Linked DNA regions of Homo sapiens: region 1 is linked to region 2. A link is a contact called in ENCODE POLR2A ChIA-PET data. All regions are on one chromosome and are shown on one strand. The core of a region is the stretch at or near the end of the contact, and the rest is flanking DNA. Distances in the headings are between cores, read along the strand shown. Region 1 holds the start of SBK3 (SH3 domain binding kinase family member 3). Region 2 holds the start of UBE2S (ubiquitin conjugating enzyme E2 S).

Region 1 (4,170 bases), core at 513-3,012, 140 kb before region 2:
GGATCCAGTGTAAAGCCCCGCACAGGGCTAGGCGCGGAACAGGTGCTGAGAACATGAGAGCACCTCTGTCCCTGGCGCTTCCCACAGCTACTTCAGCTCCTGAGTCCTGCAGGAGGAGGGGCTGGGCCTGGACTCCTGGGTCTGAGGGAGGAGGGGCTGGGGACCTGGGTCTGAGGAAGGAGAGGCTGGGAGTCTGTACTCCTGGGTCTGAGGGAGAAGGGGCTGGGAGCCTGGACTCCTGGGTCTGAGGGAGGAGGGGCTGGGGCCTGGACTCCTGGGTCTGAGGGAGGAGGAGCTGGAGTCTGGACTCCTGGGTCTGAGGGTGGAGAAACTGGGGACCTGGACTCCTGGGTGTGAGGGAGGAGGTGCTGGAGACCTGGACTCCTGGGTCTGAGGGAGGAGGGGCTGGGGCCTGGACTCCTGGGTCTGAGGATGGAGGAACTGGGGACCTGGACTCCTGGGTGTGAGGGAGGAGGGGCTGGAGGCCTGGACTCCTGGGTCTGAGGGAGGAAGGGCTGGGGTCCTGGACTCCTGGGTCTGAGGGAGGAGGGGCTGGGGGCCTAGACTCCTGGATCTGAGGGAGGAGGAGCTGGAGGCCTGGACTCTTGGGTCTGAGGGAGGTGGGGCTTGGGGCCTAGACTCCTGGGTCTGAGGATGGAGGAACTGGGGACCTGGACTCCTGGGTGTGAGGGAGGAGGAGCTGGGGCCAGCACTCCTGGTGTGAAGGAGGAGGGCTTTGGGAACTGTTCCCTGGTCCCTGGACACCAGCGCTCCTGGCCTCTGGGGCAAGACAGAGGTGCTCAGCTCTGGGCCAGTCATCCCAGCTCAGGTGTGTGGAGGGGTCTGTCCCACCCTTTCCTCTGCCCTCAGGCCTGGGCCTTGTTGGGGGTTCACAATATGTTTTGTCCCGTCTGTCCTGGGACTGGAGCCCAGAGTCCAAGCTGGTCTAAGTTTGGAAGGGAGAGGGAGGGGGCAGCGGTCAGAGGGGGTGAGGGAGGGGTGTGGGGGGACAGGATGTCTCTGTCTCTGAGCTGTCACACACACCCCTGTCCCAGGCCCAGAGAAAGGGAGGGACAAAGGCTTTGAGAGAGAGTCAGGAACAAAGAGGAGGAGAGAGACGCAGAGACACTGGGGAGAGCGGACGGAGATGCCCAGAGGGGCCGGGAGAGACGGGAAACAGACAGACAGAGAGAGGGGAGCAGGCAGGGAGCAGAGCGTGGAGACACCCCCAGAGTTGGTGGAGAAAGAGTGGAGACAGTGTGCGGACAGGGGAGAGGGGCCGGCGACCCACAGAGACGGGACAGGGAGGGGGAGTCCCACCCCAGAGACCCAAGTGCGAGACAGAGACAGGGAGGGTGGAGAGAGAGAGACGGGGAGAGAAGGAGACAAAGACGCACAAAGAGAGAGGATAGACGGAGCAAGAGAGAGGCTGACAGAAAGGTGTTCCTGTAGAAGGAAGGAGAGACTGGGGTTGGCTAAAGAGAGGGGAAGAGAGGGTGTGGGGAGTAAGGGCTATCACCTGGGAAGCACAGCAGGGAATACACCCAGAGGGTGGCAGGAGGGCACAGAGAGGCAGAGACACTCCTCCAGCTAGACAGAGCCGGACAGACAAGGGGCGACTGAGGCTGACCTTGCAGACGAGCTTCCATCCCTTGGCTCTGCGCAGCGAGAACCTGTGGGGTGCAGGGGGCTGGTTGCTTTCTGGGGAGCCCTGACGGGGGGGTCCCGCCCAAGGGCCACCCCACATCAGGAAGCCCTGAGATGGAGCGCAGGGCCTCCGAGACCCCTGAGGATGGGGACCCAGAGGTGAGAGACGGGAGCCAGGGGAGGAAGACAGAGAGAGAAAAGAAGGAGAGAGAGGCAGGAGGCAACACGGGGAGAGAGAGGAAGAGAAACAGAAAACAGGGAAACGCAAAGACCTCAGAGACCCAGACCCAGGGAGAGAGGATGACAGAGATCCAAGGACACACAGCGAGACCAAGGCCCCCAGAGAATTGGACTCAGAAACACACAGCGGGATGCACAGGGGAAGAGGACGGTGGAGAGAGAGACCAGGGTGGGCAGGGGGACTGTGTGGGCTGAGGATGCACCCCCACTCGGGGCTGGGGGCTCCTGGCCTGCTCCCACAGACAGGGGCAGGCGGGGCCTCTGTGGCAGTGACCCCTAACCTCTCCAGGACACAAAAACAGGTGGCCCGAGTCCGGGTGAGTCACTGTGACTCATCCTCCTCTCTGGGGACAGTGACCCCTGTCCCCTGCCCCACCCTCCATCCTGGGGCTGCGCCGTGACCTCCTCCCCCACCACTCTCAGTGGACCCCAGACGCGCCCCCTCCTCACCCTGCCCCTCTCCCGTAGGAGGACACAGCCACAGCCCTCCAACGGCTGGTGGAGCTGACGACCAGCAGGGTGACCCCGGTGAGGAGCCTTCGGGACCAGTACCACCTCATCCGGAAGCTGGGCTCCGGCTCCTACGGCCGCGTGCTCCTTGCCCAGCCTCACCAGGGGGGTGAGTTCAGCCACCCAAGGGCAGCCTCCCCAACTGCCCCACAATAAGCATTCTCGGAAGCCACCCAGACAGGGGGCATTCCCAGGAGGAGCTGATGGGGACCCTTCTCAGTGGGGGTACTCTGAAAGTTAAGAGCTCTGGGATCTTCTGAGAAACACAGGCCCCACCCCAGAGAGGGCGAGGGACTGCCTACGGTCCCACAGCAGGACAGGTATGCAACTCAAGTTGGAACCCAAGTCACCACCGTGTCTCTTACTTGATGCCAGGGGAAACTGAGGCCCGGAGAGGGTGAGGCGGCTGTGCAAGCCCACGCCGCAGTCCGAGGCAGAGCAGGGAGGGTCTTCAAAGAAGGTCTCCTCCCACCCACACTTCACAGACAGGGGAGCCCGTGCTGCCCATGAGAAGTGTGAGGCTCAGAGAGTTTACACGGCTTCCCTCAGGCCCCACAGCAGGACTGGAGCCGCCTGAGTGTCCCTCCGACCCATCTCCCTGGCAGGTCCAGCTGTGGCTCTGAAGCTCCTGCGTCGGGATTTGGTCCTGAGAAGCACCTTCCTGAGGGAGTTCTGTGTGGGCCGCTGCGTCTCTGCACACCCAGGCCTGCTGCAGACCCTGGCAGGACCCCTACAGACCCCCCGCTATTTTGCCTTCGCCCAGGAGTACGCGCCCTGTGGGGACCTCAGCGGGATGCTGCAGGAAAGGGTGAGGCCACGAGGGACAAAGGTTGGGAGTGCTTATCCCAGGTCCAACTCTGTCCCAAGCCCCGTCTCTGTCTCCAACTCTGACCCCAAATCAGGGCCCGCCCAATCCATCTCCACCCTGAGCCCCCACATGACCTCCCCCTTTCTAATTCTCAACGAGGTTCCATGCCTGACCTCAACCCTAATCCATCCAATCACCCAAACACAATCGTGGAAAGGCAGGGAGCTGGGGGTGGGATTGAGGATGGACTGGAGTCAATGAAGGGGGTGGGGAGGGAGACAGGGTTGGGATTTTAGTTGACTCTGAGGTTAGGGTGTGGGCATGGGTGGAGTTGGGTGGGTTGAGTTTAGAGTTGATTATAGATTCATCGTGAGTATGGAGAAAAGCATGAATGGGCTGCAGAGAGAAGCAGAGACGGTTGAGGATGTGTATATAGACTGAGTTGGAGATGGGCTATAATGGGGTTTCTTCTAGAAAGGAGACCAGGTCAGGACAGAACCCATGATATTCTAGGGTCTCTCGAGTTTGGAGATTAGGGGTAGGGATAGTTTCAGGAATAGATTTTGGATTTGAGATAAAGTTAGGGATAAATGGAAGGAATAAAAGAAGGAAGGGGATGAGGAAGGTACATGTGGAGAAATGAGTCTCATTGAGAATTAGAAGGATGGAAGGATGGGTGAGTGGACAGATGGGTGGGTGAATAGATGGGTGGAAGGAAGGACTGGTAGATGGATGGGTGGGTGGATGGATGGGTGGGTGGGTGGGTGGATGGATGGATGGATGGATGGATGGATGAAAGGATTGGTGGGTGAGTGGATGGATGGATGGATGAGTGGGTGGGTGGATGGAAGGATCCATGGGTGGATGGATGGGTGGGTGGATGGATGGATGGTGGATGGATGGATGGGTGGGTGGGTGGATGGATGGGTGGGTGGATGGGTGGATGAAAGGATTGGTGGGTGGAT
Region 2 (4,297 bases), core at 877-3,376:
CTTGTCTGTTAATTGGGTTGGAATCCTCCACACCCAGCAGGCTAAAATTGAAGATCAGCAAAATGCTTATCGGCAAAATGGGATGACGTTGACTCTAAGCAGGACTGGTGGCATAGCGGATGGGGGGACGTGATGAGATTCAGTAGATGACGTCAACAGGAACTGGTATAGATTGGACCTGGGGTGAGGGAGCAGGAAGGGATCACCTGAAGCCATTTCTCCACAAACTAGTTATGATGATGACTTTTTATGCTGTAGCTGTTTCTTCAGTTGTTTTGGGTTTGTTTGTTTTGTACATATTGGTGGGGGTCTCTCACTATGTTGCCCAGGCTGGTCTTGAACTCCTGGGCTCAAGTGATCGACCTACCTTGGCCTCCCAAAGTGCTGGGATTATGGGCGTAGTCACTGTACCCGACCATGTAGGTTTTGTTTTTTGGTTTTTTTTTTTTTTTTGCTTTTTTGTTTTTTGAGACAGGGTCTTGCTCTGTTGCCCAGGCTGGGGTGCAGTGGCGAGATCTCAGTTCACTGCAACCTCCACATCCCGGCTTTAACCGATTCTCCCATCTCAGCCTCACGAGTAGCTGGGATTACAGGGCTGCATCAACACACCTGGCTAATTTTTGTATTTTTAGTACAGATGGGGTTTCACCATGTTGGCCAGGCTGGTCTCAAACTCCTGACCTCAGGTGATCTGCCAGCTTCAGCCTCCCAAAGTGCTGGGATTACAGGCGTGAGCTACCACGCCTGGCCTTGGCCATGTAGATTTCTTTCACACCTTCCTTATTCCTTCTTCAGAAGCTGAGGCCCCATGAGGGGAAGCTGGTAGCCAGGGGTCTTTTCAGGTACCTGTGGCCAAATTAGGCCCAGATGTTAATGCTCTCATCCATGGCTGAAAAAGGCCAAGAAACTAAGAAGAGCTGTGGACGCACAGACTGGCAGAGACACCGAGAGGGCACTGCGACCGCACTGCACAGATGAGCAAAGGAAGGCCAACTTCAGCATTCCCTCCTCCTCTCTAAGCCCCTCCAAAAGGCCTGCTCAGGGAGCTCTGGCCACCGTTCTCAAGCAATTGCCTGACGTTTTTACTGACACTGAGGGCTGGAGATGGTCCCTTTTCCAGGCAGCTATGTGTCCATTTCCTAGAGAGGGAAACTGAGTCCCAGAGAAGGCGGGTGTGGCTGGAGGCCATGGGTCAGTCATAGGCATAACCATGCCGTGAATAACCGTCTTGGCACTCTCTGACTTCTTTCCCTGGCAATACAACGGATCCCAGTGCCCATTTGTCACATAAGGAAACTGAGGCTGGCGTCTTCGATGAAGCCTGGCAGGAGTGGGGGTCACACACGGAGTGCAAGGCTGTCCAAGCCTTCAAGGTCATTCTGACTGATCTTTGAGCCTTAGCAATACAGGACGTGGGTCCAAGAGCATTTCCAGCACAAAATGGCGCCTCATAGAAAAATGTAGTCGGAGTTCCAGCGCCCACCTCCACCACGGCTCAAAGGAGGGGGCGCGGGCGGCAGCGCACACTTCATTTGCATATACAAAAATCAACGGATTTCGTTGGCTGGCAGCGGTTTGATCTGCACGAAACTGGGTCGCCCTCTGACCGGTCTCTATCAGTCATTGGCCCATGCGAGTCTCGTGACCCACCAGTCACTAAAGCGCATCCCTATTGGCCCGAGCGCCTTCCATCACGCGTTTAAAACCCCGAGTCCCGCCTCCCCTCGCCACGCTCCGGCCCCCAGGAAGACCGTTAGTCGCGTGCGCGACTTCCTCAGCGTCAGGGCGCGCCCGCGCGTATGCCGGGCCGTGGCGGCGTCTCATTCAAACGGTCCAATCAGCGGCCGCGTCGCCTTCCCCGTCCCCCTTCCTCTCTTCTTCCCCTTTTCAGCCCCTCCGTTCTTTGAGAACCCTCCCGACCCCCGCGGGCCCCCATTGGCCGGCCCGCTACCCAGCCCTCTCCGCCACTTCCCTCGCTTCTGACCATAGTTTGCGGGGAAGGGAGCGAGCGCGTCGAAAACCAAGGAACGTGCGCGCTGACGTCACGGTTGAGGCTCGGAGCTGAGGGGCCGCGGAGGGCGTGGCCTGCGGGCGGTTATAAAGAGGCAGTGGTGCGCGCGCGGCCGGCTCAGTGCTGCCGGGCACCGGGGCGGCGGGTTGGTCTACGCTGTGCGCGGCGGACGTCGGAGGCAGCGGGGAGCGGAGCGGGGCCGCCGGGGCCTCTCCAGGGCCGCAGCGGCAGCAGTTGGGCCCCCCGCCCCGGCCGGCGGACCGAAGAACGCAGGAAGGGGGCCGGGGGGACCCGCCCCCGGCCGGCCGCAGCCATGGTGAGCACGGGCGATGAGGCCCATGAAGGTGGTCGGGGGTGTCCCTGAGGGAGGAGGTGGAGTCTCAGGGGCCTCCGACGGGCGGCCTTGAGGGGTTTGAGGGCCAGCCTGGGGGTCCCTGACCCGGGATGGGCCCGAGGGCCTTCCCGCAGGCGGAGCAGGAGCTCGGGCGGCCCGCAGTCTCCCTGGCGGCGAGGGCTCCGGGCGCTTTGCGGCCCGCCCATGGGTGTTACCAGGAGCAAGGACGCCCCGCCGCCATCTCCAGACCTGAGCCGGGGTTTCAAGGATGCTCTAACCAAAAATTAGTGGAGAAGGGGGAGAGAGTAGATCTCTGGCCTACGTGGAACCACTGGGGACCAAGCAGGGTTAGGAGCGGGCTTTGGGGGGGGGGTTCTGGGGTGGGTGGAGTTATCTGCAAGCCCCCCCGTGAACCCGCCCCCATTTCTGTTGGAAACTCTGCCTGGGCTGATGGCCTGAAGCATCCTGGGTGAGGGTCTGGGAGTTCAAGGGTGATTGACAGCCTGGGGCCACTGAGTCAAGACTTGGGCAGTCTCAGCATCTTTAGGCCCTGCGGGAAGCCCAGCTCTTAACACTCGCTCACCCTGCTCTCCCATCCGTGCCCAGAACTCCAACGTGGAGAACCTACCCCCGCACATCATCCGCCTGGTGTACAAGGAGGTGACGACACTGACCGCAGACCCACCCGATGGCATCAAGGTCTTTCCCAACGAGGAGGACCTCACCGACCTCCAGGTCACCATCGAGGGCCCTGGTGAGTTTGGAAGGAAAAAGAGAAGGGGCTGCTGCTTAGATCCTCCATCACCCTGCTCTAGATCACCCTAGCGGGAAGTACCCATTACAGGCTGGCCTCGTGTCAGGTGTTGGGATGCATTGGTGGACAGGGCAGGACGCCACAAATGACAATTATGTACTCTTTTCCCACAAGGGTTGAGAAATATCTGGTCATTGAGTTAGTATATCATGGGACGGTACTCTAGATTTGAAGCAAGGCTTTCAGACATGGCTTCCCTGGACCTGAGGGTGGGTAGGAATTAAGTAGGAATGGGAAGAGAGCTCCAGGTGGTGGGAATGGTGTCAGCAAGGGCCTGGGAGGGTGGGCCAGGTGATCTCAAACTCCATCCTGCTGTGAGTGTCAGGGATGAGGAAACAAGCCAGATGCAGATCGTGGGGAGACGGGTCATGAATGATTTGCGGGTCACATGATTTGCGGAGTGATTTAGAATACTGTTTCATGCAGGCTACATTTCTGTTATCACCAGAATTCCTACAAAGTCAGGATTTGAGCAGAGCCTGTGAAGGAATGGTCTAGTCCACGGTGGTGATGGTGGTAGGTGGTCAGGAAAGACCTGGCAGCGGTGACAGTTGAGGTCCTTCATGCCTTGCTGCAGAGGGCGCGGGATCATGACAATAGGAAGGCTCCAGAAAGGCCCTTGGGCAGGTGGAGCTGGGCGCTTGGTAAAAACACATGAAGAAAGTTGATGATGAAGCTGCCAAGCTCTTTTAGGGCTTCTAGGCCTCTTCAAGGAGTTTGTAGAGGAAGCTGGTGGAAGGTTTAAAGCAGGGGTGTGACAAATCCCTCCAAAGTTCCTATTGACTGTAGTGAGGAGAGCCGGCCTGGCAGGGGGAAGAACCCAGAGGCCAGCCAGGAAGCTAGCCTTGGAGATGGGATGAGATTCAGGGGAGGACCTAGCAGGCCGGTGCTCAGGCTGCTGATGGGCTAGGGGAGGGACAGTATTTTGACCCAAGCAAGTGGGTGAGTGGGAGAGGCGTTCACTGGGTTGGGAGGCTGTGGAATTAACAGACAGTTGGATCCTTGATCTGAAAGGCATATAAATGGGCATCTTATAGGAAAGTGCGTACTTGGGTCCCTGCCACCTGGGAAGGGCCTGTGACTGGAGTGGTCAGTTGGGCTGAGACGGGGGATCCAGGAGGGTGCAGACGAGCTTGAT

Evidence for each region. ChIA-PET counts read pairs that join two places held with the same protein, here RNA polymerase II (POLR2A).
Region 1: POLR2A ChIA-PET joins it to region 2 with 42 read pairs in PC-9. The contact joins the promoter of SBK3 here to the promoter of UBE2S in region 2. POLR2A ChIA-PET finds 5 or more read pairs at or near these places in 5 of 52 experiments (A549, AG04449, H1 and 2 more).

The regions. Positions count from the first base shown.
Region 1 is chr19:55,543,135-55,547,304 of GRCh38, reverse strand. It overlaps SBK3 (SH3 domain binding kinase family member 3), which reads left to right and starts at 1,762. Exons shown (of 4, transcript NM_001199824.2): 1 at 1,762-1,806; 2 at 2,356-2,506; 3 at 3,003-3,205. The coding sequence starts at 1,762. RefSeq lists a silencer at 1-2 and an enhancer at 1,524-2,360.
Region 2 is chr19:55,405,617-55,409,913 of GRCh38, reverse strand. It overlaps UBE2S (ubiquitin conjugating enzyme E2 S), which reads left to right and starts at 2,126. Exons shown (of 4, transcript NM_014501.3): 1 at 2,126-2,327; 2 at 2,952-3,099. The coding sequence starts at 2,325. It overlaps LOC105372462 (a long non-coding RNA gene), which reads right to left and starts at 1,769. Exons shown (of 3, transcript XR_936075.3): 1 at 1-1,769. RefSeq lists enhancers at 1,368-1,477, 1,499-1,793, 2,150-2,663 and silencers at 1,898-1,947, 1,958-2,017, 2,028-2,497.